Linked DNA regions of Mus musculus: region 2 is linked to region 1. A link is a loop called in an ENCODE intact Hi-C map of the cell type or tissue named here. Cell type or tissue: left cerebral cortex. All regions are shown on one strand. Each heading gives the region's core, and the rest is flanking DNA. Links, peaks and the distances in the headings are about the cores only.

The links. A loop is a pair of places that touch in the nucleus more often than their neighbours do. Peaks named below come from ENCODE experiments on the same cell type or tissue, not always from the same donor. Only the 100,000 strongest peaks of a DNase experiment are listed, where the experiment ranks them.
Region 2: it touches region 1 in a loop (2.0-fold over the local background); 1 of 42 quality-filtered maps calls a loop at or near these places.

The regions. Positions count from the first base shown.
Region 1 is chr8:84,912,937-84,927,979 of GRCm38, forward strand. It overlaps Mast1 (microtubule associated serine/threonine kinase 1), which reads right to left. Exons shown (of 26, transcript NM_019945.2): 8 at 12,709-12,810; 9 at 12,473-12,605; 10 at 12,339-12,406; 11 at 11,092-11,177; 12 at 10,795-11,003; 13 at 8,404-8,542; 14 at 8,164-8,296; 15 at 7,861-8,026; 16 at 7,679-7,780; 17 at 7,424-7,546; 18 at 5,734-5,843; 19 at 5,117-5,295; 20 at 4,791-5,038; 21 at 3,617-3,823; 5 more. It overlaps Gm38426 (predicted gene, 38426), which reads left to right and starts at 399. Exons shown (of 3, transcript NR_103491.1): 1 at 399-592; 2 at 7,458-7,568; 3 at 9,111-9,979. In left cerebral cortex, for the core only: no CTCF peak of the experiment used is centred there; no DNase peak of the experiment used is centred there.
Region 2 is chr8:84,858,489-84,873,531 of GRCm38, forward strand. Farsa (phenylalanyl-tRNA synthetase, alpha subunit) reads left to right here. Exons shown (of 13, transcript NM_025648.3): 2 at 2,418-2,555; 3 at 2,639-2,737; 4 at 2,824-2,942; 5 at 5,570-5,662; 6 at 5,743-5,871; 7 at 5,949-6,064; 8 at 8,889-8,973; 9 at 9,061-9,160; 10 at 9,262-9,430; 11 at 9,521-9,598; 12 at 9,736-9,850; 13 at 10,378-10,769. The coding sequence ends at 10,516. Syce2 (synaptonemal complex central element protein 2) reads left to right here and starts at 13,623. Exons shown (of 5, transcript NM_027954.3): 1 at 13,623-13,765; 2 at 14,232-14,344. The coding sequence starts at 13,751. It overlaps Mir7069 (microRNA 7069), which reads left to right and starts at 9,459; the gene lies at 9,459-9,520. In left cerebral cortex, for the core only: a CTCF peak has its summit at 13,084 (motif pointing left); DNase peaks (open chromatin) are centred at 10,239, 13,063 and 13,694; H3K4me3 peaks cover 1,127 bases.

The DNA.
Region 1 (15,043 bases), core at 4,766-12,765:
ACTTTTGGGGCGCGGGCGCACGACAGGTGGCGATGAGTGTAGTTTGGCAGGGAAGCTCTGCGTGGTATGTGAGCTGCCCACCGTGTGGCCTGGCAGCGGCGGCGGCGACGCCTGCGTCGGGGATGGTGTGTGCGCTAGAGGTGACAGCGGGATGTTGCCAGCCGATTTACAGCGCGCTGAGCGGTACTGGCGGTGTAGTTTCGGTGACAGCCCGTGCAAGGTGCTGGGCCTGATGTGGTGCGAGGCGGATGAGGCGGGGGAATTAGGCGTGCTGGAAGCTGGCGAGCTACTCTGTGACGAGGCGCCTGCAGGCCAGAGAAGGTGCAAACATTCTGAGCACCTCAGTGTCCTAGTCCCCTACCCCGCGCAGGCGCAGAACATACCTAGGTAGGCGGAGTCAGGTGTAGAGCGATAGCTATGTGTGGGCGAGCGTGCGGGTAGTCCGTGCGTGGGCGAGCCCGGAAGACTGTCGCTGGACGACAAGGACCGGTTCAAAGAGGACAGCGATCGACTGGTGTGCAGCAGGTTCGACTGCTTTGTGATCTTCCGAAAGAGAGAGCTCCGCTTCTTGCTGGAGGACAAATACCAAAAGGTATTTATTTGTCTTTCCTTAACTTCGGAGCTCTGGATCACCCCCACCCCCACCCCACCCCGGTTCTAGACTAGGCAGTAACCTCCTACCTCTTTCTAGCATTTCCCCTTTCCCTACAACCCGTTTATCAAAGCAGAACTAGAGTTCTGCTCAGTTCTGCTTGACCGTGCCTTCTCTTTTTCTGGCTACGGTACAATGCAAGAAAGCCCATCCAAAAAAAACCTCCGCCTCTTCTGGCCCCTCCCAAACATCTAGCCACACTCCTTTCCCCTGTAAGCCCACTTTACAGGTTAGTTCGCTTCCTTCAAATCGACACACGAGTCCTGGTCAAATCTCTCTCTCTCTCTCTCTCTCTCTCTCTCTCTCTCTCTCTCTCTCTCTCTCTCTCTCTCTCTCTCTCTCTCTCTCTCTCTCTCTCTCCTCTGTTCTGTCTCTCTCACAGACAGGGTCACTATGTACTTCGGGCTACCCTAGAACTCTTTGTATAGATAGGACTGGCTCTGCACTCACAGAGATCACCCTGCTTCTTCAAGGATTAAAGGCATGCGGCCCTTTGTCTTTGGGGCTAGAGAGATGACTCAGCAGTTAAGAACCGTGGCTGCTCTTCCAGAGGACCAGACTGGCTTTTCAGCAGTATGTGGCATCTAACAACCACCTGTAACTCTAGTTCCAAAGAATCTGGCGCCCTCTTCTGGCCTCTGCAGGCATCAAGCACACATGGAGTACACATAAACAGAAGCAATCAAAATGCTAATACAAATTTAAAACAATAAAAACTAAAACAAAACTGGTCTGTTGGGGCTGGAGCCATGGACAGTTGGTTAAGAGGGTATATTGCTCTTGATCGCCTCTGTTAGACAGCTAACTCACAATGCCTGTAACTCTAGCATCTAGGCAATCCAACCAATACCCTCTTCTGGCCTTCAGAGGCACATCCACAATCAGACACAAACCTATACATAATTAAAATGTTTTAAAAATTAAAATAAATAAGCCTTTTCTCTTTCATCTAGAGAGGTGGTTCGGTGGTATGAAGATCTGGGTTCAGTCACACACACTCACACACACACCCTCCCCCTTAACTCTTCCACTCTATGAGAGAAGAAATTACAGTCATGCCCCATATATAACCATTTCCAAATACCCACACTACGTAACTCCCATATGGTTATATGGCCTAGAATTCTCATAGGTGAGTTGTGTAAATTCACTGATAGAAATCCTGAAAGTAAGGATGCATTTGTAGTAACACGCCTACATCATTAAAAAAATGTCTGGCTGTGTTTCTTGTCTTTTTTCCTTCCTACATAGGACCACACTGGCCTTTAGCAAAATCCAGATACTCTTGCCTCATCCTCCCAAGAGCTGGAATTAGAGGTGCCCCAACTGGTCTGCTTAATTGTATCCCACGTTGGACTGTCTTACTTGGTCGAAACCTTTTGTTTTGGTTCTTTGAGACAGCTTCTCTCTACATAGCCCTGCCTTCAAACTCACTTTATAGACTTAGCCCTGACTGTTTACAAACTCACTTTATAAACCAGGCTGGCCTTGAAACGCAGAGATCTGCCTGACTCTGCCACTTCACCAGCTATTTTATTTGTTTATTTATTTATTTACTGATTTATAAACAGTAGAGTGGAATGTTGTTGAACCTTGGGGACTAGGGACTGTTGGAATTGAAGGCACACACCACCTTGCCCAGCCTTTATCTCAGCTCCTCTACTCCTGTTGAAACAAGTCTAACCTGCTCAAGGGCTCACTCAAAATGCTTTTGAATAGTTTCCTTTCTTGGCTCCTCCCACTTTCCCAGCCTTCCGCTCCCCACCCCACCCCCATACTGTTCTTTCCCCTAAGGTACTTGTCTGCGCACCTCTCACTCTAACACTGCCCATTGGTAGAAGGATAAGCTATTATGGCCCCACCCACCTCTCCTGGCCGTCTTTGGCCGAAGGCCTTTTGTTCCTTCGGGCCATTTTGGCTTTGTAACTGCTGCGCCTGGCAGGCCCAATCCGGATGGAAGTGTTTTCAAAGGGTGTGGTGGTCACAGCTACTTTGTTGCCACTCTGGGAGAAGGGAGGGTAACTCATTTGTTAGTGGCTGCTGGGTCCTGGTCCACACCCCCCACCCATCGAAGCCCATCCCTACATTCACCTTCAGGATCAGCTCTACCACCTCAGGATGCACCATACCATGCACGGGCTCACCATTCACGTGAGTGATGAGGTCCCCAGCACAGAGCCCTGCCTCTTGGGCTGGGCCTCCTTCCTCCACGTGCTGTAAACCAACAGGGTCATGATTGAAAGATTGTTCGGACAGATCCACGTTTTCTTGCGTTGACTTTTTATGAAGTAGTAATAACTCGTCTCCCTTTTGCATAGATGAATAACTTGAGGTTGGAGAACTAACTGGAAAGAGAAATCTCACCCAAACTGCACTGTGCACCCCAAGGCTCCTTTCCCCCCTCATTCATTGTCTGCGCATCTCCCACTCTAACACCGCCCATTGGTAGAAGAAGCTACTTATGGCCCTACCCACCTCTCTTGGCCATCTTTAGCCGGAGACCTTTTGTATCTTCGGGCCATTTTGGCTTTGTAACTGCTATGAGACTATGAGCCTATGAGACTCACCCAAACAATGTGGTGGACACTGTAGACATCGGAGTCGCCCATGTAGACACGGATGGCTCGCAGTGTGAACCCATATTTCTTGCCTGAGCGTTGGATGGTGATGGGGGAACGGAGTCCACTGACAGCTGGTGAGTAGTCTCGGCTAGGCGAAGAGTCCCGTGAGGATGGATTGGAGGAGAGAGATCGAGGGGACATGGGACTAGCCAGGGGTGAGCCTCCATGTGGGTCCACTACAGGCACAAAACCATGATGGTTAGAGATCAGGGCAAACCTCACACTCTGCTCCTCTATCCTAAAACCCCAGAGCGGGTTCTTCATTACTCCACCCTGAGGCCAAACAACCTTCCTGCCACAATTGCAGGGAGCCCCTTCCCTGGTGTGTGGTGCCCCACTTCACCTGCAGGAATCATGACTGACAAGGCTGTAGCTGAAGCCGACTTGATAACTTTGCCCCCAGTTCGAGACGGTCGCTTCTCCACAGCAAGATCCCCAGACAGCTGCTGGTGCCTTGCCCTTCGCAAAACCAGGTCGTTGGTGGCCCTAGGGCCTGATGGGTCTCCATCCTTGGAGGGTGGGCCGAGGTCACCTGGATGTGAGCGCTCAGCTGCAAAGGATAAGAGCTATCAGGTCAGGGACTTTCATGTGCTGTTCTTATTCCTTGAACTTCACAGAGCAGGTCACAAATACCTGTGACACAACCTCTGGCACAGGGAAAGCATCACTACCCTTCAGTTTGGCCAAATGCTAGCCTAGAACAGTGAGTGTTCGTTTGTTTGTTTGTTTGTTTGTTTGTTTGTTTGTTTGTTTGTTTGGAGACAGGGTCTATTCTAGAGCTCACTATGTAGACCAGGCTGACCTCAAACTCAAGAGAGATCACCACTGAAATGAGGGGCTACAGTGTGTGCCACCACTCTTGGTTTAGTGCTCTTATTTTGTTTGTTTGTTTGTTTGTTTGTTTATGGTTTTTCCAGACAGGGTTTCTCTGTATAGCTCTGGCTGTCCTGGAACTCACTTTGTAGACCAGGCTGGCCTCGAACTCAGAAATCCACCTGCCTCTGCCTCCCGAGTGCACCACCACACCCGGCTTATATTTATTTTTATGAGTGAGTGTTTTGCCTGCATGTATGTATATGCATCGTATGTGTAGTGTCTGCAATGTCAGAAGAGGGTGTCGGATTCCCTGAAACTGGAGCTATGAATGATTGAAAGCCACTCTGGGTTCTGGAACCAAACCTGCATTCTCTGAAAGAGCAGCAAGTGCTTTTAACCACGGGGGTATCTCTCCAAACCCTGGGTGCTCCAGGGAGAGAAAGACACAGAAAGAGATAGAGACAGACAGAGAAATCTAAATTCTGGGTGTTAAGCCACGGCCTCAGGTCCTCCACAGGATGATTCTAGGCAGGGGCTCTGCCCCTGAGCCTCCCCGACCCCTGCAGACGTTCTCGGTGGTAATACTCACAGATAGGTGCATGAATAGCGCGTGAGATCTTGCATAAACTGTACTATATACATTAAAAGGATGCTCAATAGATCGCCCGTGGAACTGGGAAAAGGCTAGAGAAGGCACTCACTGGCCTCGGGTTCCCCGGGGGTGGACGTGCCCTCTCCTTGAACTGCCTCTTTGGGGACGCGTGTGTCCAGTGAGCTAGGGGGATCGGAGCTGGGTCGAGGAGGTCTGCGGAGTCGAGCCTCATCTTCATCCTCTTGAGGGGCAGTGAAGCGGCTGGGCTCCAGCAGTGCTGAGAAACGTCTGCGCGCTCCCAGCGGGGGACTGGCCTCTCCTTCCAGAAAACTGGCTTCAGACGCTGAGAAGCGCTTACTGCATGGAGAAAACCAGATCAGTAGGAACACTCCCATTTGGCCCCGCCCTCGAGCCCCTCTATAGCCCTCTGCTTACATCTCTGGAGAGCCCCCTCTCCAGGTCTTCTCACGCAGAGTCAGGCCACCCAGTCCCTCCCTCTTGCCGGCCACTTTCTCCTCCGGGCCCTTAGCGCTTGGGTCCCGCTTGCTGGCCCCAGATGCTGAGACGGGGGTCTTAGGCTCGTGCTGAGACAGCTGCTCCATACTGCTGTACACCTAAGAGCAGAGTGGAAGGTGCTTGAGTACGCCTTCGCGCGGGAGCCAATCAGTTTTCTGCAACCGGAGGGCGCAAACCGCGCCCTGTCTTCTGCCTGCTCAATTCTACAATTCTCTGCACCTTCGAGAGACCTCATGCAAAGTTAAGCCTGCCTTGCTCTACTTAGCCCGGTTTTATAGGCCTTCCCTAATTCCTATCTATACGTCTCCAGGCTGGACCAGGCATCCTTCCAGTTGCTCAGTACTGCTAAGGCTTTGCACAGCTTTGGCCCTCCCCTACTCTCACGCCAATCCAAATGCCAACTCCAACTCGTCCTCCAAACAAGACCTCTCAACTCTCTAGTTCCCAACCCCTCTCTAATTTTCCAAACTGAGACCTCAGATGCCTGGGACATTAGTGCCCAAAGACCTTCCAGGCTCAAGTCCCGCTCGGCGCACCTTGCTGAAGCGCGGCGAGCAGGAGGAGAATTGGCGGATCTCCACGGGCTCCTCTTCGGTGGTGTCGTCCTCATCATAGGAGTTCACATGGTGATACCTGTCGGAGCGGGCTGGAGAACCGCCGCCTCCTCAGAGCCCAGCCAAACTCTTGTCCTCTCCACACCCTCTTCCCTAGACTTTCCCTTCCCCCTTTCCCCCTCCCCCATTCTTCAAATCTCTGCCCAGAGTTCTGGATTTGCTACAATACCAGATGAGTTTACAGCACCCTGCACCCTGGCTCCACCTCAGGCTGCTGTAGGTTTTGCCCCTTCTTGGTCATAGTCCTATCATCTAACAAAAGCCAAGGCCCAACATGATAGTTCTCTCACGTTGAGCCTCCACCCCTGTCCCCTACCGAAGTCCTTGCTCAGTGCTTTTGGGTTTTTTTGTTGGTTGGTTGTTTTTTTGAAACAGGGTTTTTTTGTGTAGCCCTGGCTGTCCTGGAACTCACTCTGTAGACCAGGCTGGCCTTGAACTCAGAGATCTGCCTGCCTCTGCCTCCCGAGTGCTGGGATTAAAGGGGTGTACCAACATGCCAAGCTCATCCTTGTCTGGTTCTTAGCACAAGCATCATTGTTCCCAAAGGCAGTCAGTTTGGGTGTTGTCTCTTATCTTTTTTTTTTTTTTCAACCTTACTGAGACTTGAAACCAGGTTCTCTCCCATACTAAGCAAGCACTAACCCTGGGCTGTATCCCTAACCAGCTTCCCTCTTTACTTTTTCTTTTTAATTGTATAAATGGTGTATCTGTGCGTGTGTGTGTGTGTGTGTGTGTGTGTGTGTGCACATGCATGCGTGCCTGTGTGCACACACCAGAACACAGCTTGAGTATAGGTGTCTGGGGAGAGTGAGGCACTGGGTCCTCTGAATCTGCAGTTACAGATGTTTTTGAATACCCCCTGCTCACACTCAACCTCCACCCTCTAGCATGGGAACAGAGTCTGTATCATCCCGAGAGCAGCAAGGGCTCTTGAACTAAACCTTCTTTACGGCTTTTGTTATTTCTATATTGTTTTAAAGTGTGTGCATGTTCTGCCTGTGTGTAACTCTGTGCCACTCTCATGCCGCATGTCCATGATGGTTGGGAGTGAGTGTTGGGTCCTCTAGAACTGTGTTTGTGACTGAGAAGGTGAATGCTAGGAAATGAAACCCAGATCTTCTAGAAAGAGCAGCCAGCTCTCCAGCACCAACACCCATTTTGACAGAGTCTCAGCCTGGAGCTCAGAGAGATATGCCTGCATCTGTTTTCCAAGGGCTGGGATTAAAGTCATGTACCACCATGCCCAACTTTAAAACACTTTACTATAACCAAGGCAGCCTTGAACTTGTTAGGTACTTGAGGCTGACCTTGAATTCCTCCCAAGTGCTGGGATAGCAGGCATCAGCCACAATATCCAGACTCACTTTTTATTTTAAAATGGGGTCCCACTAAGTTGCTTAGGCTGGCCTTGACTTCTCTGTGTAGTATAGAAAGCCATGACTTCTTAGTCTCTGGGATGACAGGCCTGTACCACCTGGCCTGACCAGTGTCAGCCTTTTTATCCCCACATACCCTTAGCCAGGCTCCATCCCAGTCCTCACTGTGGGCCCTCTCTTTGGATCCCATTCTATACTCGGACCTGGCATTGTGTCTCTCCCTACCCCCAACTCACTGTCAAAGTAGCTGGTGTCATCTTCTGACTCTAGGTGGGGGATGAACTCCGCCTTCTGCCGCAGTAGCCCTGTCCAGTCCAGGTCTCGGAAGAAACTATGCTGCTTCACCTCAAAAGCACCACCTATGGACAGAAGATGAGAAAGGTACCCAGCGCCTGCCCAGCACACCAAGCCCAATTACTGCCCCAGGCCTCAGCTCAAGCTGGGACAGCAACCTGCTCCCATCTCAGCTGTCTTTGCAGAAGGCCTCTTACCTGCCCCAAGCCGGACCAGGGGGTTGGTCTGCAAGAGGCTAGATATTAGAAGCTGTGCATCTGTGGGCAGGGCCTCGTCCCCTTCAGGCCACAGTATGTCATCTGCAAAGAAAAATGAAGCTGAGGTCGCCTCAGGCTGCCCATCTTTTCATAGTCCCACCTCCCACCTAGGAGTCACGTACCGCTGATGACCTGTCCAAAGAGCTCTTCTGGGGTATCCCCGAAGAAAGGCACACAGCCCACCAGGAACTCGTAGAGAATGATCCCCATAGCCCACCAGTCCACTGGCTTGCCGTAGCCCTGGCGCAGGATGACCTCGGGTGCGATGTACTCTGGGGTCCCACACACCTGGGGGCAGGTGGTCAGCCTGTGCCCTGGCCACAGAAGGGGCCTCAAGGGAGAGCTGTGCCCTCCCACCAGGCCCTGGGCCCCTGAGGTCCTTCCAGGTCACTCCACCCTTGGTGACTCCCATGCCCGCCACACACCTGTTTGTCCAGGAACTCCCGGGCATCCTTCTCAATGTGCCCCTCATATAAGTTGGTGGTCAGGCTCATGAGTCCCATCTTGGAGAGGCCAAAATCCGTGAGCTTGATGTGGCCCATGGAAGTAATGAGGAGGCTTCAGGGACAAGGACACAGAGCAGGTTTCAGAAGTGAGATCCTTGCCCTTCACCCCTGGGTCTTCCAAGGAACAATGGGAGAGGAATAAAGAAGGCCAAAGCTCACTTGTCTGGCTTGAGGTCACGGTGCACGATGCCATAATTGTGTAAGTACTCAAGGGCTAGAACTGTTTCTGCAAAATACATTCGCGCCATCTCCACAGGCAGTGCCCCAATGTTCTTGAGGAGAGTGGCACAGTCACCACCTGAGAGCCAGGGAAGAGATTCAGGTAAAGAGAGAGTTACTTCCATACCCAAAGCCAGGCACACAACATTCACTGTTTCTCTACTTCCCTTGTACCCATTTTGCAGAAGGGGAAAACTAGAAATGGGAGCCTTTCCAAGTCTCAGAAAGAGCCGCATTCTCCTAGGCTTACCTCATGTTATTAGTCACCCTCTGAAATTGGCATGTCCAACCCACTTACTTCATAAGGACTCAGAGAGAAGTCTGGTCACACAGGAAGTTGATGATAGTGAGTTTTGTTTAGAGTCAAAGAAAGCATGACTCTTGGCCTCTTGACAACTGATCCTTGAGGGTCAAGGGTTTTTAAGTGTGGGTTGCTGGCTTCCACCCAGGAGGAGTGTGAGCCACATGTTATTTAGCTGCAAATGGGATCCAGGCCCTTGTGCATACTCAGAGATAATTCCAGCGTGGAGCCACACCCCCTCCCCCTCCTCAGTGGATTCTAGATAGGTGCTTTACTACTGAACCAGGGCACTGTCCAACATTCGTAGTTTAGTTTGCCTGATACCCGCTCTTTTCTTTTCTTACAGGGGTAGATGTCACTCAAGGCAAACCACCTAGGTCAATATGCAACAGGTTTGTGCCCTTTCACATGAGCATTAAACATAGTGTGCAATCGGATGGACGGCAGCCTTGCTACTCTATGGTGCATCCAGAGGGAGCAGCTACACTGTGGTGCATCAGAAGGGAACAGGCATGTCATGTGAGAAAGCAGTGCTATGTGACAGCCAATAGCTTGGTAAGAGCACCTAGATGCAGCCATTCCTAAAGGCGGCATAGCATATAAGTTCCTATGTTTCCTTGCTACACAAGATAGAAAAAGATAGATAAAATGGCTGGGGCTGAAGCCAAGCACACAAAAGGCCTTGAGTGTGAATTCCAACATGGCTCAGCCATACCTTAAGATGGAAAAAAAAAAAGTAAAATGTAAAGTGTGAATGATAATGTAAACAATGAGCTTTAGTTAGTTGGTATTGTAATCATTTAATTAACTTTATCTGTAATATTCTACTTATAATAATATTTACTGTTAACTAAATTATAACTGAAGCTGGCCTGGAACTGTCTCTGCCTGGGGATGTGACTCAGAGGAGAGCCACTGCCTAGAATCCCCCAGTGAAGCACTAGGGTTATGGGTTCCATCCCCAGCACCCCACAAAAAGCAATTATGGAGGAACAAACAGAAAGTGGAAGGAAGAAATGAATGAAGCTGCACACCTGAATTCTCAGCTACGTGGACACTGAGGAAGGAGATGGACTATTTCAGGAAGAGAGAGTACGTGCGCACGCGTATGCATGGGAGGGGGGAGGAGAAGAATTGGATGGATAATGCATAGATGAGCAGAGAAGGAAAAGAATGTAAAGAAAGAATTGCTTCAATAAACAAATGGATGAGAAGACACATATAGAGTGGGGGTGTTTGCATAATAATAGGAATTATAACTTAATTAAGAATTAAAAGAGCCGGGGCTGGTGAGATGGCTCAGTGGGTAAGAGCACCCGACTGCTCTTCTGAAGGTCCAGAGTTCAAATCCCAGCAACCACATGGTGGCTCACAACCATTTGTAACAAGATCTGACGCCCTCTTCTGAAGTGTCTGAAGACAGCTACAGTGTACTTACATATAATAAATAAATAAATCTTTAAAAAAAAAAAGAATTAAAACAGCTGGGCGTGGTGGCGCAAGCCTTTAATCCCAGCACTCGGGAGGCAGAGGCAGGCGGATTTCTGAATTTGAGGCCAGCCTGGTCTACAAAGTGAGTTCCAGGACAGCCAGAGCTACAAACCCTGTGTCGGAAAACCATAAAAAGAAAGAAAGAAAGAAAGAAAGAAAGAAAGAAAGAAAGAAAGAAAGAAAGAAAGAAAGAAAGAAAGAAAGAAAGAAAGAAAGAAAGAAAGAAAGAAAGACAGACTTAGTACAAAGTAAGCCCTGCCCACCTGAAGACCCACAGCTAACAAATAAGTCTGACGAACCTCAGCACTCAGGAGGATGAAGATGGAAGACCAGAGTTTGAGGCCAACATGGGCTACATACTGAGACCCTGTCTTAAAACAAAAATTATACCGAACAAACCATGGGCAGAGTAGGCAGACATCAAGGACAGGATAGCAAACAGTTGAGAAAGCAAGCATATGATCAGATAGGGTGACCCTGGGTCAAGTGTGTGACCCTGCTGCATTGACTGGCGCAGCGGTGCCCAAAGATGGCCGTACCTTCCACATACTCCATGACCATGCAAAGGTGGCGCCGGGTCTCAAAGGAGCAGAACATGCCGACCACAAATGGGTTCTCTGCAAACGTGAGGATGTCGCGCTCCACAAACGCCTGCTGGATCTGGTTGCGCAGGATCAGGTTCTGTTTGTTGATCTTCTTCATGGCGAAGCGCTGCCTCGTGTCCCGGTGCCGCACCAGGTAGACGGCTCTGCGGGGGAAGAGAGCGAGGACCGGCCATCACCTCCGAGACACCCGGCCTCCGCCACCCTCCCCCGCCAGAGCCCCGGGTGGCTCACCCGTAGGCACCATTGCTAATGAGCTTGATAGTGTCAAAGTCACTTTCACCGGGAGGTTTCTTGGCCTTGGAGGTGCTGCTGCGACCCTGCAGGGGAAAGTGCAAGACCACCACCATCATCACCACCTTTACATATGGGGAAACTGAGGACCAGAAGGGAGTAAAAACTCCTTTCTCCAGTTTGCACAGTAAGAAAAAAGAACACTTGAACTCAAATACTCTCTGCTGTCATATTTCCAACTTCTGCTTTTAGGAAAGATAGGAAACCTACAAAATGGCTAGTCACACAACATGTATGAAATGTTCCTAGAAGTTGGCAGCTGGCAAGGTGGCTCAGTGGGTAAAGGGGCTTGCTTGCCACTACATTTGACAGACTGAGTTCAATCTCCAGGATAAACTTGTAGATGGAGAAGCTGGCTTTTTCAAGTTGTCTTCTGATCTCGACACACGTACACATTATATATATATATATATAAATGTAACAGGACTTTTTTTTTTTTGGTTTCGTTTTTCAAGACAGGGTTTCTCTCTGTAGCCCTGGCTGTCCTGGAACTCACTCTGTAGACCAGGCTGGCCTCAAACTCAGAAATCCGCCTGTCTCTGCCTCTCAAGTGCTGGGATTAAAGGCATGCACCACCACGCCCGGCTCCAGTGAGATATCGTATTTCAAAAAACATGACCTAGAGCAATTGAGGAAGACACTAGATACCATCTCTGATTTCCACCTGTGTACTCGAGCACGCACACACACACACACACACACACACACACACACACGCTGAAGGGATGGCTCCTCAGATAAGAGTGCTGGTCTTCCAGAGGTCAAGAGTTTGGCTCTTAGCAACCATGCCAAGTGGCTCACACCTGCCTGTCACTCCAGCTCCAGGGGATCTGACACCCTCTGCTGGCCTTCTTGGACACCCCCACCCATCTGCACCTGCACACAGATGTGCACACAAATATTAATTAATAAACAAATTAATGCTAGAGTAACAACAAGTCTGAGGACGTAGCTCTGTGGAGCACTTAACTCGAATAAAGCTCTGGGTCCCACTCTATCAACACACACACAAACACACACTCACACACGCATGCACACACACACACGCACGCACACAACTCAGGGAGAAAGAGCTAGTGTATAGATGGTGAAACTGAGGCTCAGAGTGTGGAACCAAGACACTGGTACTCAGCCTGAGGCAGACGGCCCCTGGTTGGCCTGAGCACCAGGCCTTGGCCACAGCTTACCTCAGATGTGTCGTCTTGCTCCGGAGTGTTGGAGCCCCCGCTGTCCTGCTCCTCCAGGCGCACCACATCTACAAGGAGGTGGGTGTGAGTGACTGTCCTGCTGCTCAGCCCGCCCCCTCAGGCCCCTCGCACACCTGGAAAGGGGTCCCGAGTGAGGCCCAGCTGTCGGATGATGTATCGGGGGATGTCAGTTTTGACCAGGTGGCCCTCCTTGGCATGTCCCTCGGCTGCCTCCAGAAGGTGGTAGAACTCTTCTGGGTTGAATTCCTAGGGCAGGGATGGGCTCAGCTTGCTGTGCCCACTGAGGGTCGCCCCATCCCCACACTCCCGAGGAGCCACCCATCCCCCACACTCCCAAGGCGCCCCTCACCAGGCACTCCAGAAGCCTTGCAGGGCGAGAGATGATTATGAGAAGTTTCTTCACCAGCTGAGTGACAAAGGCTACCTCCAAGCTCTCCGAGCGTTCATAAGCCTGGAGTGGAGTAAATGGGGAAGTGGGGCTCACAGGTCAACTGCTCATCCTGGCTGCTTTCCCAGACCCTGGGGATGCAGAGCCCGAGGTGTTCCTGGTGTCTCATTTACAGAAGAGGACTGTGGTGCCAGTAAGTAAGCAAGTAAGACCCTCTCCAAAATAGTGGAGGATTATTATCATTATTATTATTATGTTTTTTTGAGACAGGGTTTCTCTGTATAGCCCTGGCTGTCCTGGAACACAATCTGTAGGCCAGGCTGGCCTCAAACTCAGAGATCTGCCTGAAGCTCCCAAGTGCTGGGATTAAAGTCTTGCACCACCACTGCCCAGCTATTTATTATTATTGTTATTGTTGATGTGTGACATATATGAGTGCAGGAATGTGTGTGTCATGGTGCATGTGTGGGATCCACAGGACAACTTTTGAGAGTGGGTTGTCTCCTATTGTAGGCAGAAAGGGATCACCATGCCTATCATTCTTCCAAGGTGATGCTTATTAAAGTAAATGAGGCACACATCTTGGAGCCATAGATGTGGCTCAGTGAGTGATGAGGCCCTGCTAACCTGGGCTTTATCCTACACACACACACACACACACACTCACACACACACACACACTCTCACACACACAAGTGGGTAGGGGTGAGCAGACAAATGGTTCAGTAGATAAGAACACTTGCTATAAAACATGATAACCTGAGTTTGATCCCAGAACCCCCAGTGGAAAGAGAGAAGTGACCTTCAAAAGTTGCCCTTGGCTAGGCAGTGGTGGCGAATGCCTTTAATCCTAGCACTCGGGAGGCAGAGGCAGGCAGATTTCTGAGTTCGAGGCCAGCCTGGTCTACAAAGTGAGTTCCATGACAATCAGGACTATACAGAGAAACCCTGTTTTGAGAAAAGAAAGAGAGAGAGAGGGGGAGGGAAGAAAAAGAAAGGAAGAAAGAAAGAAAGAGAGAGAGAGAGAGAGAGAGAGAGAGAAAGAAAGAAAGAAAGAAAGAAAGAAAGAAAGAAAGAAAGAAAGAAAGAAAGAAAGAAAGAAAGAAAGAAAGAAAAAGTTGCCCTCTTGGGGCTGGAGAGATGGCTCAGTGGTTAAGAGCACAGACTGTTCTTCCAGAGGACATAAGTTCAATTCCCAGCAACCACATGGTGGCTCACAACTATCTGTAATGGGATCCGATGCCCTCTTCTGGTGTGTCTGAAAACAAGGACAATGTACTCACATACATAAAATAAACACATAAATCTTTTAAGAAAGAAATAAAGAGAGAGAGAGAAAGTAAGGGAGGGAGGGAGGAGGGAGGGAGGGAGGGAGGGAGGAAGGAAGGAAGGAAGGAAGGAAGGAAGGAAGGAAGGAAGGAAGAAAAGAAAAACAGCTACCACCAAGCCTACTGTTTCCTCTGCTTAAGGCCATCCTCCTGCCTCTCCCCACACATGCCATCTACTCACTCTTGTCCCTATTCCTGTCACATCCCCCAGAGAGCCCTTCTAGGGTCTCTGGGTGAAGCACCCAGTTACTGTTTTGTTTGTGTCCTAGCCCTAATGTCAGCTGACACCATGATCCTTGCTCTCTTTCCCATGATTCCTGAACAAGGATTTGCACCCAAGAGACGGCAGACATACTTGTCTTCTGAGCTGCCAGGGCCCAGTGCACAGGAAGTGCTCAGAAAGCGTTCTCCACAGTCTTTAACATGGATAGGGTATTATCTTGTTTGCTGTTAGTTGTATACCCTTTTAATTAATTAATTAATTAATTAATCAATAAGCAAGGTCTGCTGTGTAGGCCAGGCTGGCCTGGAACTTGGGATGCTCTTTCCTAGTGCTGGGATGACAGGTGTGTGCTGTCACAGCAGGCTCACACACTTGTTTAAGTAATGGTGTGTGTGTGTGTGTGTGTGTGTGTGTGTGTGTGTGTGTGTGTGTGTATTCTGCTAGGGATGGAACCTAGGGCTACCCATGTTAGGCAAACCAAAGAGCCATGCTCTCAGAGACATGTTAGCAATATTTGTTGAGCTGGGCCCCATGCCAGACACCAGGGACTCTGTATTGAACAGAACTTTACCTTCCCAGTCATGGTCCTGACACAGTAGTACCAAAGCCAAGAAAGAAAATAAGCAAAAATGTATAGAATGATGTATTGCTTATACAGGGTTTGAACTAGCACACGGCCTGGGTGTGGTACTGCAGGCCTGAGACTCCAGCTACTCAGGAAGCTGAGACAGGAAGGTGTCAAATC
Region 2 (15,043 bases), core at 7,044-15,043, 52 kb before region 1:
TAAGGAAGAGGGGCAGAGAGGAAACCCATCCTTCCAGCATTGGCAAACATACTAGGAAGAAATGAATGACGAGGGATTTGTGGACCACTCAGGAAGCAAGATCCATGAGGCCAGGCTCTCGGTTGTTTATTTCTTGAGCACAAGTTCTGTACTCAAGTTCAGCTCTGTTCTGTAGTCCTTGCCATAATCTTAGGATGCTGACATTGTTTTTGGGTCTTGCACATAAGACAGCTGGTGCTTAGTGTAGTGACCCAGCAAACGTCACTAGTTGTACACACTGCAGTCCTCAGTGTTGTGGATAGATGGGGAATATGATATAGGTGCCAGGGATACGGCTCATGGCTTTCTTGATTTTATTTTTCAGCCAATTATTTAAAATAAACTTCGATATTCTTTTCTCCCCTGATCTTTGCCATTAAACCGTTAAATTCTTTTTTTTCTTTTAAAGATTTATTATTTTTTTAAATTTATTTTTTATTTTTTTATTTTTATTTTTTTGGTTTTTCGAGACAGGGTTTCTCTGTGTAGCCCTGACTGTCCTGGAACTCACTTTGTAGACCAGGCTGGCCTCGAACTCAGAAATTCACCTACCTCTGCCTCCCGAGTGCTGGGATTAAAGGCGTGTGCCACCACCACCCGACTAAAGATTTATTTATTTTATTTATATGAGTACACTGTAGCTGTCTTCAGACACTCCAGAAGAGGGCATTGGATCCCATTACAGATGGCTGTGAGTGACCATATGGTTGCTGGGACTTGAACTCAGGACCTCGGGAAGAGCAGTCAGTGCTCTCAACCGCTGAGCCATCTCTCCAGCCCAAGCCTTTACATTGTAAACAAGTACTGCATCGGTTTAGGAGTTAGAGTTGGGTATACTTTGGTATATTATAGAAAGGCCATTTGTTCAAGCCTTTCTGTAAAATTAAAGAAAAGTGCTTTTAGCAGCCTGTGTATAAATGATGAAAGACATGTGCAGTCAAGATACAAGATTAGGGGGACATGGCTCAGTCAGAAGGAGCACTTGGCATACGACCTGAAGTCAGATCCACGCACATGTGTAAAAGCTCAGCATGGCCTCTCGAGCCCAGTAACCTGGAGCTCTGGAGACAGAAGGGTTGTTAGGATGGGCTTGGTACCGGCGTAGATGAAAAATGGTGAGCTCGAGTTTCTTTGTGAGACCCTCTCAAGGGAACAAGCAAAGGGTGATAGAGTGTGACTGGCTTCCTCTGTCCACCAAGCACATGTGTACCTGTTCATCCCATGTGCTTACACACTGCACACACAGAAGGAAGAGGAAGGCACAAAGGCTCAGGGTGTGCTGCAGTGGCAGAAGGCTCCTCTAGCATGCCCAGTGTCTCATTCCTAGCACTGAAAAAGAACTTGTCTGAACCGGGTTGGTGGTGGCCATGCCATCAATCCCAGCACTTGTTAGGAAGAGGCAGGTAGAGCTCCGAGTTTGAGGCCAGCCTGGTCTAGGGTGCAAGTTTCAGAACAGCCAAGGCTTCACAGAGAAACCTGGTCTCCAAAACAAAGCAAAAGTTTGTCTATGGGGCGGGAAATAAGGCTCAGTGATTAAGAGCACTGGCTGCTTTTCCAGAGCACCTGGGTTTGGGTCCTAGCATCCACACTAATCACAGCTCCAAGGGATCTGAAGCCTCTGGCCTCTCCATCCTAAGGGTAGATGGTGTCCATAAACCCATGCAGGCGCACCCACATACATGTAAATTAAGAAAAAGAAGAAGAAGAAATCTGAAAAAAAGAAAAGAATTGTTTCAGATAAGAACATTAGTATGCAACCAATAGTCCCAAAACGGGAGAATGAGGCAGGAAGATTACAGAGGTCCAGGCATTTGAATCCCTCTTGGGATATATAGTAAAGCAAAGTCTTGAATGAAAACCGAGATAACATGCCTTTCCCTCGCGCTCCCTCTCACTCACTCAGTCACTCTCTCCCTCTTCCATCCTCTGTCCTCTCTCTTCCCCAACATATGAAAAGTAGTAACATTGAGATGTAACACAGTTTTGGGACTGCCCTCTGAATTTAATTAGTTTATTTTTTAGATAGGGTCTCATTTTGTACCCCTGACTAGCCTGGTACTTGATAAGTGTACCAGGTCTACCTGCCTCTGCCTCCCTACTACTGAGATTAAAGGTGCTGATTTATTTTGTGTGTGTGGTGCACACACGTGTGCGTGCATATGTGCAGGTGAGTGCAAATACTCCTGGAAGCTGGAGAAGTTAGAGCCCATGGAATTAGAGTTAGCAGTGGCTGTGGGCCACCCTATGTGGTTGGGGTAAAAGCAGTGCATGTTTTGACTACTAAGACGTGTCTCCAGCTCTGAGGCTGTCTTTGAATCTCTGGCCCAATGCTGAGGGTGGTGGTGGTTTTGAACATTGTGCCATTCATTTCTTTGCAGGTCATTGAGGCTGAGCTTCGTTCTACCAAGTGCTGGGAGCTGACTACTGAGGGTGAGGAGATTGCCCGGGAGGGCAGCCATGAGGCCCGTGTGTTTAGAAGCATCCCTCTCGAGGGCCTGGTGCAGAGTGAGCTCATGGTAGGGCCGGGCTGGGGTCCAGGGAGGGGATGGGGTGCAAGTGGCCCTGGAAAAGAGCACTCATCACAGTTCCACTTCTCTAGCACCTGCCCAGCGGCAAGGTGGGCTTCAGCAAGGCCATGTCCAACAAGTGGATCCGAGTGGACAAGAGTGCCGCCGACGGGCCCCGGGTGTTCCGAGTGGTGAGTCCTGCAGGGAGATGGCCCCGCAGGCTGGAGGCAAAGACGAGTGGGACAGACACCGCCCTCATTTCCTTGTCCTGTGGCAGGTGGACAGTATAGAGGATGAAGTGCAGAAGCGGTTGCAGCTGGTCCAGGCAGGCCAGGCTGAGAAGCTGGCTGAAAAGGAACGGAATGAGCTCAGGAAGAGGAAGCTGCTGACGGAAGTGTAAGTGGCTGCTGCAGCTAGGCCCTTTTACCTGTGTGCGTGAGGATGAAGGGAGAGAGCCGCCTAGCCCACACCCAGTGGCTGCTGTTGTCAGTCTTCACCAAAACCCCTTTACACAGGATTTGTTACTGTGCTTGTTGTTTGGTTTCTTGGTTTTGAGGGTTTTTCTATGTAGTCCTGGCTAGCCTAATGTAGTTCATGTACTCAACATGTAGTTCAGGCTATCCACAAATTTGCAGAGATCTTCATGCCTCTGCCTCACTAGTGCTGGGATTAGAGACTAGAACCACTACACCCAGCCTTACTCAGGGTTTTCTAGTTTGTGCTGAGCTCAGGCAACTCTTCTGCCTTTGCTCTTGCTGCACCTGCTGCTAAGCAATGGCTTTCTGTTACCTTCCAGGCAGTCAGCCAATGAAACTCCTGCTCATATGTCACTCAAGTGAAGCCATACTGAGGCAGACTACGTGCAGCTGAGATGGGTGATTGTGAGTTCTAGGCCAGCCTGGACTACAGAGTGAAGCCTGTCTCATAAAAACATTAAAGAGATGGGGATGTGAGCCAGGCAGTGGTGGCACACGCCTTTAATCCCAGCACTTGGGAGGCAGAGGCAGGTGGGTTTCTGAGTTCGAGGCCAGCCTGGTCTACAGAGTGAGTTCCAAGACAGCCAGGACTGCACAGAGAAACCCTGTCTCGAAAAAACAAAATACAAAAACAAAAACAAAACAAACAAACAAAAAGAAATGGGGATGTAGGAAAGTCTAGGCTCTGCAACTAGTTAGCTATATAACTGTGGCCAACTTACCTGGCTTTTCCCAGCTAAGCTTCTTTACTTATAAAATACCTTCTCAGGCTGGAGAGATGTCTCAGCCGTTAAAGACTAGCCTCACAACCAAAAAATAAAATAGCTTCTCATAGGGTTGTGGAATAACAGATCCTAACCCAAAATAAACCCTCAATACTTTGCTGATATCATGTCCTACTTGAATGGACTTTGGTATAAATGTTCTCACTGTTTATAGAACAAATAATTGTATGAACAGGTAGAAGGGTAGTGGCCAGATAAGAAAGTTTCAAATGGGGCTGGTGAGATGGCTCAGTGGGTAAGAGCACCCGACTGCTCTTCCGAAGGTCAGGAGTTCAAATCCCAGCAACCACATGGTGGCTCACAACCATCCTTAATGAGATCTGACTCCCTCTTCTGGAGTGTCTGAGGACAGCTACAGTGTACCTACATATAATAAATAAATAAATCTTTAAAAAAAAAAAAAAAAAAAAAAAGAAGACAATAAATATTGCAGAATGAACGAGGAAAGATCAGGAGTTCAAGGCCAGCCTGTACTATATAAAACACCTATTCAAAAAAAAAAGCTGGGCGGTGGTGGCGCACGCCTTTAATCCCAGAACTTGGGAGGCAGAGGCAGGGTGGATTTCTGAATTCGAGGCCAGCCTGGTCTACAAAGTGAGTTCCAGGACAGCTAGGCTTTATAGAGAAACCCTGTCTCGAAAAACCAAAAAAAAAAGACAAAAATGAAGGTCAGAAAAATAGCTCAGTGACTAAAGGTATTGCTACCAGGCTGCTAACTTGAATTCCATCCCTGGTTTCCACATGGCAGAAGGAAAGAACTTATTCTTGAAGTTGTTTTCTGACTTCCACATATGAGCTGCACATGTACACACACCTGCACACACACAAACAGACAAATGAATGTGATAATGGCTCTTAAAGTACTTTTTAAAAGCTGGGGCGGTGGAGAGATGTCTCTGGTTCAGAGCTCTTGCTGTTCCTAACCACTGTGTTAGGCTCCTGGTGCCCATGTTGGACAGCTCAAAACTGTCTGCCACTTTAGCTCTAATGCCTGTGTTAAGAACAGCTCCAGGGGATCTGATACCTTCTTCTGGCCCCTATAGGCACACACACACACAAGTGTTATACGTTCACACAAACATACAGACATGGGCAATACACATAAATAAAAACAAAACTGGCGGTATGGCTCAGTTTTGTAAGATTCTTGCCTGGTATGCCCAAGGCCCTGGGCTTGATCTCTACCACCAGAGAGAGAAAAAGCAGTTGGGCATGGTCATTAATTACCCTTAAATCCCAGCACAGGAAGAAGCAGAGACAGGTGGATCTGTGAGTTTAAGGCTAATCTGGTCTACAAAGGAGTTGCAAGTCAGCCAGGGCTCCATGGCAACTTTCTGTCAAAAACAAACAAAACAAAAAAAAAAACCCCAATGTAGATAAAGACACTTTGTCATTTAATGCCTAAAGCTTCCATTGTCAGCATTTACTATGTAACCTGATCCTCTCTAGAGAAAACAAAAAACAAAGTAAGGCAGGTTCCAAGATGTAGCTTAGTTGATTGCTGTGCACTGAGTCCTGAGTTTGCTCCTTAGCACCACATAATCCTGGTGTGATGTAGGCCTATAATTACGGCATATGCAGGAGAATCAGTTCAAGGTCATGCTTGAATATATAGCAAATTCCAGGTCAGTGTGGCATATGTGAAATCTTTTAAAACATCAACAACAACCTAAAACCAGAGTGATTTCATAGTTGGTTCTGGGATTAGTATCCAATGGCTCTGGAGATGACATTAATGTCCCTTCTCCTCCTGTGTTCACAGGATCCTGAAAACCTACTGGGTGAGCAAGGGCAAGGCCTTCAGCACAAGCGTGTCTAAGCAGGAGGCAGAGCTGAGCCCAGAGATGATCTCCAGGTAGGGAGAGGGGAGTTGAGAGGGTGTCAGGGAGGGTCGGGCAGCTCTCCTCACGCCTTTACACCCTGAATCTCCCATAGTGGCTCTTGGAGGGACCGACCTTTCAAACCCTACAACTTCTCTGCCCGTGGTGTGCTCCCAGATAGTGGCCACCTGCACCCCTTGCTCAAGGTCCGCTCTCAGTTCCGACAAATCTTCTTGGAGATGGGGTGAGCACAGGGCCTGGGATGGGGGTTGGAAGCTACCAGACACAGGGCAGCAGGGCAGTCAGTCATGTCTCCTGCAGGTTCACTGAGATGCCTACGGACAATTTCATTGAGAGCTCCTTCTGGAACTTTGATGCACTCTTTCAGCCTCAGCAGCACCCAGCACGTGACCAACATGATACTTTCTTCCTGCGAGGTTGGTAGCCCGGGAGCCTGGCCAATGTGGTAGCAGAAGTCTCAAGTCTGGATAAAGCTTTAGGGAAGGGATATATCGTATTTTATAAACTGAGATCTGACCTCCCTGTGGCCAGCTGGTCCCGTCCTCCACTGTGATCTCTCCCCACAGTGCCTAGGCTCTGCTTTCTGAACTTGCCAGACCTGCCCTGGGGGCTCTGTCAGTTTAGGCCAATCACTCAGAGTTCTTTTGTTTTGTTTTTATAGAGAAAAAGGGTTTTGCTATGTGGCCTTGACTAGTCTAGAGCTCATGTAGACATGGCTCTCACAAGGATTTCCCTGCCCTACTAAGGCTAGGCTTAAAGGTATATGTCACAATGCATTTTTATTTCATTTTATTCAGAATTCTACTGGCTGCCCTGAAACTCATTATGTAGACCAGGCTGGCCTCAGACTCACAAAGATCCACTGTCTTCTGCCTCCCTAGTGTTTGTACTATAGGCATGGGCCACCATGCCTAGCATGTCCCAGGGTTGTACTACAGGCATGGGCCACCATGCCTAGCATGTCCCAGGGTTGTACTACAGGCATGGGCCACCACGCCAGCATTTCCCAGGGTTTTGTTTTGTTTTTTTTTTTCCCCCTGGGGACAGGGTTTCTTGGTAGCCGTGGCTGTCCTGAAACTCCCTGTAGACAAGGCTGACCTGAAAATTAGAGATTCACCCGCTTCTGTCTCTGCCTCCTGAGTGCTGGGATAAAAGGCATGCATCATCACTGCCTGGCCTCATGTCCAAGATTTTTAATGCCACCTAAGGGCTAGAGTGTGGCATATTGGAACCTGGATTTTATCTGTCCTTAGCATAAATAGGTAATCAAACTCCACCCTGGCTCTGTCCTTTCCCCCTCACTATCATGTAAGCCCTCCAGTGTTTACTTGAGGCCAGAATCCTTTTCACTAAACTGAAGCACATATGTGGCCTAGTTGAGTTCCCAGCACCATATTTGATGCTCACAACAGCCTTTAACTCCAGCTCCAAGGAATCTGCCATCTGGGCTAAGGCACACAAGCTCATGTGCATTACAACCAACCACACACAGATAAGGTATACACACAATTGAAAAATAAAAAAGACCCATTAAATAGAAGCTTATTTTTCTTGGTTCTGGACATGCACATCACTCCACTTTTAACTTGGTTGTTTTTTGTTTTTTCAGCTAGAGTCCCCCACTGTAGCCCAGGCTGGCCTTGAACTCATGTCCTCCTGCCTCTGCTTTTGAAGTGCTAATCTTCCCTCATTATTTTGAGTTGTTTTAAGACAGGGTCCCACTCTGTAGCTGGCCTACAAGTTACTATGTAGCCACAATGTGGAATCCAGGATTTCCTGCATGTTGGCAAGTTTTCTGTCCCCAAGTTCTCTGTCCCTTGTCACAGGCCATTCCCTATTTCACTGTCCTTGATCTCTCTGAAATGAATGGCTTCTCAGACTGGTTGTCTTCTCGCCTCTGAAGCGAGCAGATGAGCTTCCTAAGTACCCGTGCCAATGTAGCAGCAATGGTGTTGCTGTTGTCATGGTACCCAAAGCTCACCTTCTGCTCCGTTGTTCTGAACCTTCCAACCATACACTGTGGTACTGTTGGCCCTCATTTACCACTGAGGAAACTGAGGCACAGAAAGAACATCATTTGCCTAATGCTATACAGCTGTTACATGCAAAAGACTTACAGGAACCAAAACTATGTTGTTACCATTCCCAAAAAGTTCACATTTGAGGTGGATATGGTTGGTGGCTCTTTCCTGTCAGGACTACTCAGGAGGCTGAGGGGAAAATTGTAAGTTCCTAAAAAAAAAAAAGAACTGTTTTGCTCATTTGCTTCTGGGGGTGCATGTTAGTGGATTAACACTTGCTAAACCTGAGGAAGGCCCTGGGTTCCAGGAAACATTGGGGAAAAGTCACATACTTCGAGGCCTCCCTGAAGATCCTCCTGAATGCTAAGATGGCTGTTACCAACTGAGTCATAGCTTTGAGTAGGACAGAATTCCCTCACCCCAGGGAGATCCATTTCCTGACTAGATAGTTCCTGAAGAATCTATATAGTGGGACAAGGGGTTAAAAATCACTGGAGATAGCCGGGCAGTGGTGGCGCACACCTTTAATCCCAGCATTTGGGAGGCAGAGGCAGGAGGATTTCTAGTTTGAGGCCAGCCTGGTCTACAGAGTGAGTTCCAGAACAGCCAGGGCTACACAGAGAAACCCTGTCTTGAAAAACTAAACAAACAAACAAACAAACAAACAAAAAAAACAAAACCACTGGAGATACTAATGTGTGCCTCTAGGGCTAGGGGAGGTTGGAAGCACGTGTTGCTTGAGTCTTAAACAAGGTTGGGTTGTGGTAGCATATACCTTTTATCACAGCATTTGGGAGGCAGAGGCAGATGGCTCTCTAAGTTCAAGGCCAGTCTGGTTTGCATAGTGAGCTACAGTCAGATCAAGTATCAAGAAAAAAAAAAACAAGAAGTAAGGGAAGAGGACTATATGACATAGTTAGAGGTGGAGGCCAGCGCAAAGGGCCTGAGGCTGAAATGTCAGCTGGTGGCCCTGTGACTGCAGGTCATGGTCACATAGGAATGAGAGGAGACCAGAGCAGGAGGTAATATGTCAGAGCCAGAGGGAAACTTGGGCTTTCACACAGTGAAGAGGAAAGCAAAGGGAAGGGGGTTCTGGATGGAGAGGGAAAGGTCAGCTACTGAGGAGAGCCAGGTGACCCTGAATGCCGGGGCTCAGGAGCTCCCATGGAGCCATACCGGGCATGCAGTGACTCTGACCACGAGACTCTGTCTTGCCTAGACCCAGCTGAGGCCCTGCAGCTTCCAATGGGCTATGTCCAGCGCGTGAAACGGACCCACTCCCAGGGTGGCTACGGCTCACAGGGGTGAGGCAGAAGCAGGACTGGCTGGAGAGGGGCGGGAGGCTGGGGTTCCAGGACCACAGGGCAGACTTCCTGCTTTTCCTCCTGAAGCTACAAGTATACCTGGAAGCTGGAAGAGGCCCGGAAAAACCTGCTTCGCACACACACCACAGCAGCCAGCGCCCGCGCCCTCTACCAGTTAGCCCAGAAGGTACAGCTTGGCCTGGGCAGGTGGGTGGCTGGTACTGTCCTGTAGACCTTCTGACCCATGCCAGCGCCAGGCGTGGCCTGGCCATCATTCCTCCTCCTCAGAAGCCGTTTACACCAGCCAAGTACTTCTCTATTGATCGTGTGTTTCGGAATGAGACGCTGGACGCCACGCACCTGGCGGAGTTCCACCAGATTGAGGGTGTAATAGCAGACCATGGTCTCACCCTAGGCCACCTCATGGGTGTGCTGAGGGAGTTCTTCACCAAGCTGGGTGAGCAGTCGAGCCAGCACAAGCAGGCAGTGTTTGGGGGCCTGGGAGGGTGACACTGAGGTCATCAGCCTGCCCTGCCAACCCCTACAGGAATCACGCAGTTGCGCTTCAAACCAGCCTACAACCCCTACACAGAGCCCAGCATGGAAGTGTTCAGCTACCACCAAGGTCAGGGATGGGGAACTCATACAGAGGGAGGTCTAAGGGACCTCACACTTGCCTGGGTCACCCTCTTTGCCAGTCTCCTACCCTATCTTCCCATTCTCTGTGCAGGATCATCCACATGCCTCCCTTTGTCCTCACAGGTCTAAAGAAGTGGGTTGAAGTTGGCAACTCTGGGGTCTTCCGCCCTGAGATGCTCCTGCCTATGGGGCTCCCTGAGAATGTGTCTGTCATTGCTTGGGGTCTCTCCCTGGAACGGTGAGTGCCTCGTTGGAACTTAGGATGATTCCACTGAGTCGTTCCATTGTCATTCCTCTGACAAGTCTGTAATAGGAATGCCAAGTTTTGTGCCTGGCCCTGAGCTGTGAACATTGTGGCATGTTTCCCCGATACCATGCAACACGGATCCTAGTGGAAGTGGAATGGTGACTAGCATGGCCAATAAGGAGATTCAGAAGGCCAGATATGAATGGACAGGGAGTGCTATAGAGAAGACAGAGTAAGACTTAGATGAGGTGATCAAGGAAGGCGTCATGGAAGCTGAGGAGCAGTGAAGGCATCTGGCAGGGTGTACCAGGCACCAGGCACAGCCAGTACTCAGGCTCTGAGGCTAGATTAAGCATGAACAAGGGGAGAATGGGAGGTAAGACTGGGCCAGTGGTACAGCATGTTCACCGTGGGGGAACACTTTGGCATTCATTCTGAGAAAGATGGGAGGGAGTCTCTGAGAAGCAGAAAACAGCCTGATCTGACTCAGTGTTAAACCCTGTTCCTTCCACTCTCAGCCCAACAATGATCAAATATGGCATCAATAACATCCGAGAACTGGTGGGCCACAAGGTGAACCTGCAGATGGTATACGACAGCCCTGTGTGCCGACTGGATATTGAGCCCAGGTCCTCAAAGACACAGGAGGCTGCATGATATAGGCTGTTCCAGAGATCCCTGTCTAGTCCCTGTGCATCTCTTGGCAGTGACCTACTATTTATGAGGCCTCTGTGAGGCCAGCTCACTCCCCCTGCCTCTCCCACCCTGGGGGCAGGGTTCTAAGTATGGGGAGTTCTTATGCTGGCTTTTAGTGGTGTGTGTAGTTTGCTTGTAAGGGTGGGTTTGGCCCTGCAGGCCAGCTGTTTTAATAAAGTGGGCACATTCCCTCATTTGGTGCCTTTTGTTAGGACTCTGTTGTCATTCATTTCATTAGGTGACTTGTGGGCACTGTCTCACTCCCAGTTCATGTGGTCCTTGGTGGGGAGAAAACTGGGAGATGGTTCCTGGTATGCAGTTTAGGAGTCAGGGCTTAGACCGTCCATGGTCTGTGATCCTAAGAGGTCGTGGTCATCCCAAGCCAGGTCCATACTCCATTGAGCATTTATTTGTGTGTGTGTGTGTGTGTGTGTGTGTGTGTGTGTGTGTGTGTGTGTGTTCAGGTACATATGGGAAACAATTTTCAGTACCATCCTTAGGAACACTGTCCATGTCTTTTGAGACAGGGACTGTCATTGGCCTGGGGCCTGGGTGCCTGACAAGCTCCAGGGACCTGGCCTCCACCTCTAAGAGTATAGATGCACATCCCTCATCTTTACTGTGTATTCTTTTATTGAACTCCTGCAGCAAGCACTTTGCTGACAGAGTCACCCTGCAGCCCCTAGCACTTACTGATCACTAACTGGTGCCAAGCCTGCTATTTTAAGGCTTGGAACAGAAATAGCGTAAAAATCCAGGAATCCTAAGATTACTGGGAGCAAGGATGAGCAGCTACTCTTAATTTTTCCCCGAAAAATCCAATCTCCCAGCAGCTGTGGCAGGGGCAGTCATGAGCTTGCTGCCACCCTGGGCCAGATACTTAGACTATTTAAAAAAAAAATCATATGAGCTCTGAGGAATACGTTCATAAAGCTTTGTGGGTCTACATTTGAACTTGCTTTTCTGGGGGCTGACTTCAGATGAGCTTTGGCTCTTGGGTGTTTAGGTGGTGTTTTGGATTGTTTTGTTTTGCTTTTTAATTTATTTTTATGTGTATAGTTATTTTGTCTGTATGTCTTTTTTCTTTTTTTAAAGATTTTATATATGTGAGTACACTGTAGCTGCCTTCAGACACAGACATACCAGAAGAGGACATTGGATTATATAGGTTTATGTCACCCACATTTTTTCCAGACAGGGTTGCTCTCTGTAGCCCTAGCTGTCCTGAAACTCACTCTGTAGACCAGGCTGGCCTCAGATGGGCCTGGTTTTGCCTCCTGACCACTGGGATTAAAGCTGTGCACCACCATCACCCAGCAACACTTAGTTTGTTGCCTCCTATCAATAAATTTATGATCTGCCAGTTATTTTTGCAACATTTATAACAGTTTTAGTTTTTAATCACTACAGTAATAAAAGGAAATGTATTTTAGGAGTGCCAGTTTTTCAGCTGGGTTTGGTGGTATACCCCTCCCCCTTGAATCAGCACTTGATGGGGCAAAGGCAGGCTGATCTCTGAGTTTGAGGCTAGCCTGGTCTATAGAGCTTCCAGGACAGCCAGGGCTATACAGAGACAGAAAGCAAGCAGAGGGAGCCCTGAGTAGGTAGAGTCCAGCCTGAATGTATATCTTAATCTGGGCACAGGAGTCCAAGACCAATTGACCCCTGGAAAACCTGTCTAATCAATTACCTATATGAACCAGGCTCAGGAGGAACGGCAACTCTTTCCCTAGAGTTCCAGAATGATGGCTTCCAGATAATCAACCAGTGTACAAAGGCTAGCAGATCTGGCTTCCTCTCCTGGTGTTTGCAGGCTAGGATTGCTCACCCCCAGATTCTTCCTACCAAGACTAGCTGTGCTGTATTTAATAAATAGCTGAGGGTCCAGGTTGCAGCCATAGCATTAGAGAAGCCACCGGATCCCAGTTTCACTGTGTGTCTGTCCTTTCTTCATTCCCTCACATAGCATTTCAGGCCCCAAGCTGCTAGGGATGTAGCAGCAAAAACAGAAAGGGTTGAAAAGATGGCTCAGAGGTTAAGTACTGGTTTGTCCTGCAGAGGACCAAGTCTAATTTTAAGCACCCATATGGTGGCTCACAATTGTAATTCCAGCCTCAGGGGACCTGAACCTCTTTTCTGGCCACTATGGGCACTATGCACACACGTAGTATAGAAATAAATATATGCAGTCAAAACACCCACACCCGTAAAAATGTGTATTAAAAAACCACTTAAACACAAGAGATCCCTCTAGATGGCTCAGTGGGTACAGGTGCTTGCCTAGTCTGATGACCTGAGTTGCATCTCCATGACCCACACGGTGGAAGGAGATTGTGGACTCGTTCAGGCTGTCCTCTGACTTCCACACTCCCGGAGTGGATGGCACATAGGCATGCACAAAATAGGTCAAACGTAAAACAAAAATAAAATTCAGCTCATCGATGAAGAGCATCAGGGAACAGGAATTAGGTTTTCAAAATCCATGCCAGGAGGCTTATAACTAGGGGATCTGATGCCCTCTTCTGGCCTTAGTTGGAAGGTGCCCAAAAGTAGTTTAAATCATATATAACATGTAAATAAAATAAAATGAAGGTTGTTCCTAGGTGGTGCCTGCCTTCAATTCCAAGGCAGAGAGGCAAGCTGATCTCAGAGTTCTAGGTCAGCCTGGTTTACAGAGTCCTAGGCTGGGACATAGTGGAACCCTGTTCCAAAAGAATTTGATCTGGGCACTAGTGGCGCATACTTTTGATCCCAGCACTCTAGCCGCAGAGGCAGGAGAGTGTGAGTTTGAGGCCAGTCTGATGTACAGAGCTAGTTCTAGGACAGTCAGGGAAACACTGAGAAACCCTGTCTTAAAAAGACACTGCCGCCACACAAACTGTAGATCGAAGGGGCGGAACTCTGACGCAGTGTGAATTCCTCAAACTCTTGAGGGCCACAGGTGACCCCGAGTCCCGCACCTACGCATTATGAGCTCAGACGCCCACCGGTCCATACAACACAAATCCGTCTGTTACCACATAGCACCAGCATAGCCCAAAAGGCAGAGCCAGTTCGGAGGGCCTTCGAGTTCGCCGCCCCCGGGGGGGGGGGGGCGGGGGCGGGGCCAGGGCGCGTTTCATTCAGCACGTGCTCGGGGCGGGGCGTGCAGGGGGCGTGGCGTGCGCAGAGGGCGCTGAGGCGGGAAAAGACGGAATGGAGCGCCACGGAGTGAGTGCGGTGCGGTTTCCCGTGTGCGGGCGGCGGGAGGCGGGCGACGGGGCTTAGGGCCGCGGGGAACAGAGACTTCCTCCACACATTCGAACCCGGGCCCTGTTCCCCGCGGTTGGAGCCGCCTCTTGCCGGGAGAGGCGAGGTTTCCTGACTAACGAGACGGTGGGGCCTGGTGGACGAGGCTGTGAGGGGGTGCGGTGCGCTTCAGGAGCTGGTCGAAGACAGCACACGGTGTAGACCAGGCCGGGCCTCGAACCCTCAGCGGTTGCCTGCCTCCGCCTCCCGAGGCTGAGGAGGGGTTCGAGGCGTGTGCCACACTCGGCCTCCTTTTAACTACTCTCCGCGGGAAGGTGTTAGCGCGCCCCCCATTGCGGCCCCGAGGGTCCTGACCCCGGGGCCTCCCTGCTAGCGCGTCCCTTTTGAGCTTCCCCACCCCGCCTCTCAGAGCTGGCTGCGCTCGCAGGTGGCCGCGCCTCCCGTGGAGTTAAAGGACCAGGAGCCGCCGGCGATTGTGGAGAGCGGAGAGCATCGGCAGAGTGAGAACCACGAGGAGACGCCCGGCTCAGTGGCCCCGAGGTGAGGAGTGACAGGCCCAGCTGCCCTTCCGGGGCCCCGCCTTGGTCACGTAGGTCATTCCACGTGGTCTGCCCTGGGCCTTGGTCCACGGGTGATTTAACACCTTCCAGGTTGGTGTTTTATGAAGCCGCAGAGGACAAGTGGAGCACCGTGGCGGGCCCGGCCTAGGTGTCCTCGTGAGGACAGCCATGAGACAGACCTCATATAGAGGAAGTTTACTGGCGAGAAGGGAGAGGTGGAGGAAAATAGAGAGCGAGAGCGAAAGAGGGAGGAAATGGAAAGATGGAGAGAGAGGGAAGATGGAGAGAGAGGAGGGGAGGGGAGACAGACACCAGAGCCAAATAGTCCTTACCTGTGAGCCAGGGTCTTACCTGGCTGTTGCTAGGTAACTCTTGGGCGGAGCCTACAGGAAATGCTAACAACAGGTGCCCACATTGGTTCTGGGTACTGGCAGTCTCCTTTTGATATCCACAAGGTTTAATTTCAGGATGCATAGAATCCTCATGTTTAGACTCATTTTCTCTTGGTTTTTGTTTTTCTTTCTTTTTCTTTTTTCTTTTTTTTTTTTTTTGGAGACAGGGTTTCTCTGTGTAACTCTGGCTGTCCTGGAACACACTATGTAGACCAGGCTGGCCACGAACTCAGAAACCCACCTGCTTCTACCTCCCAAGTGCTGGGATTAAAGGCATGTGCCACTGC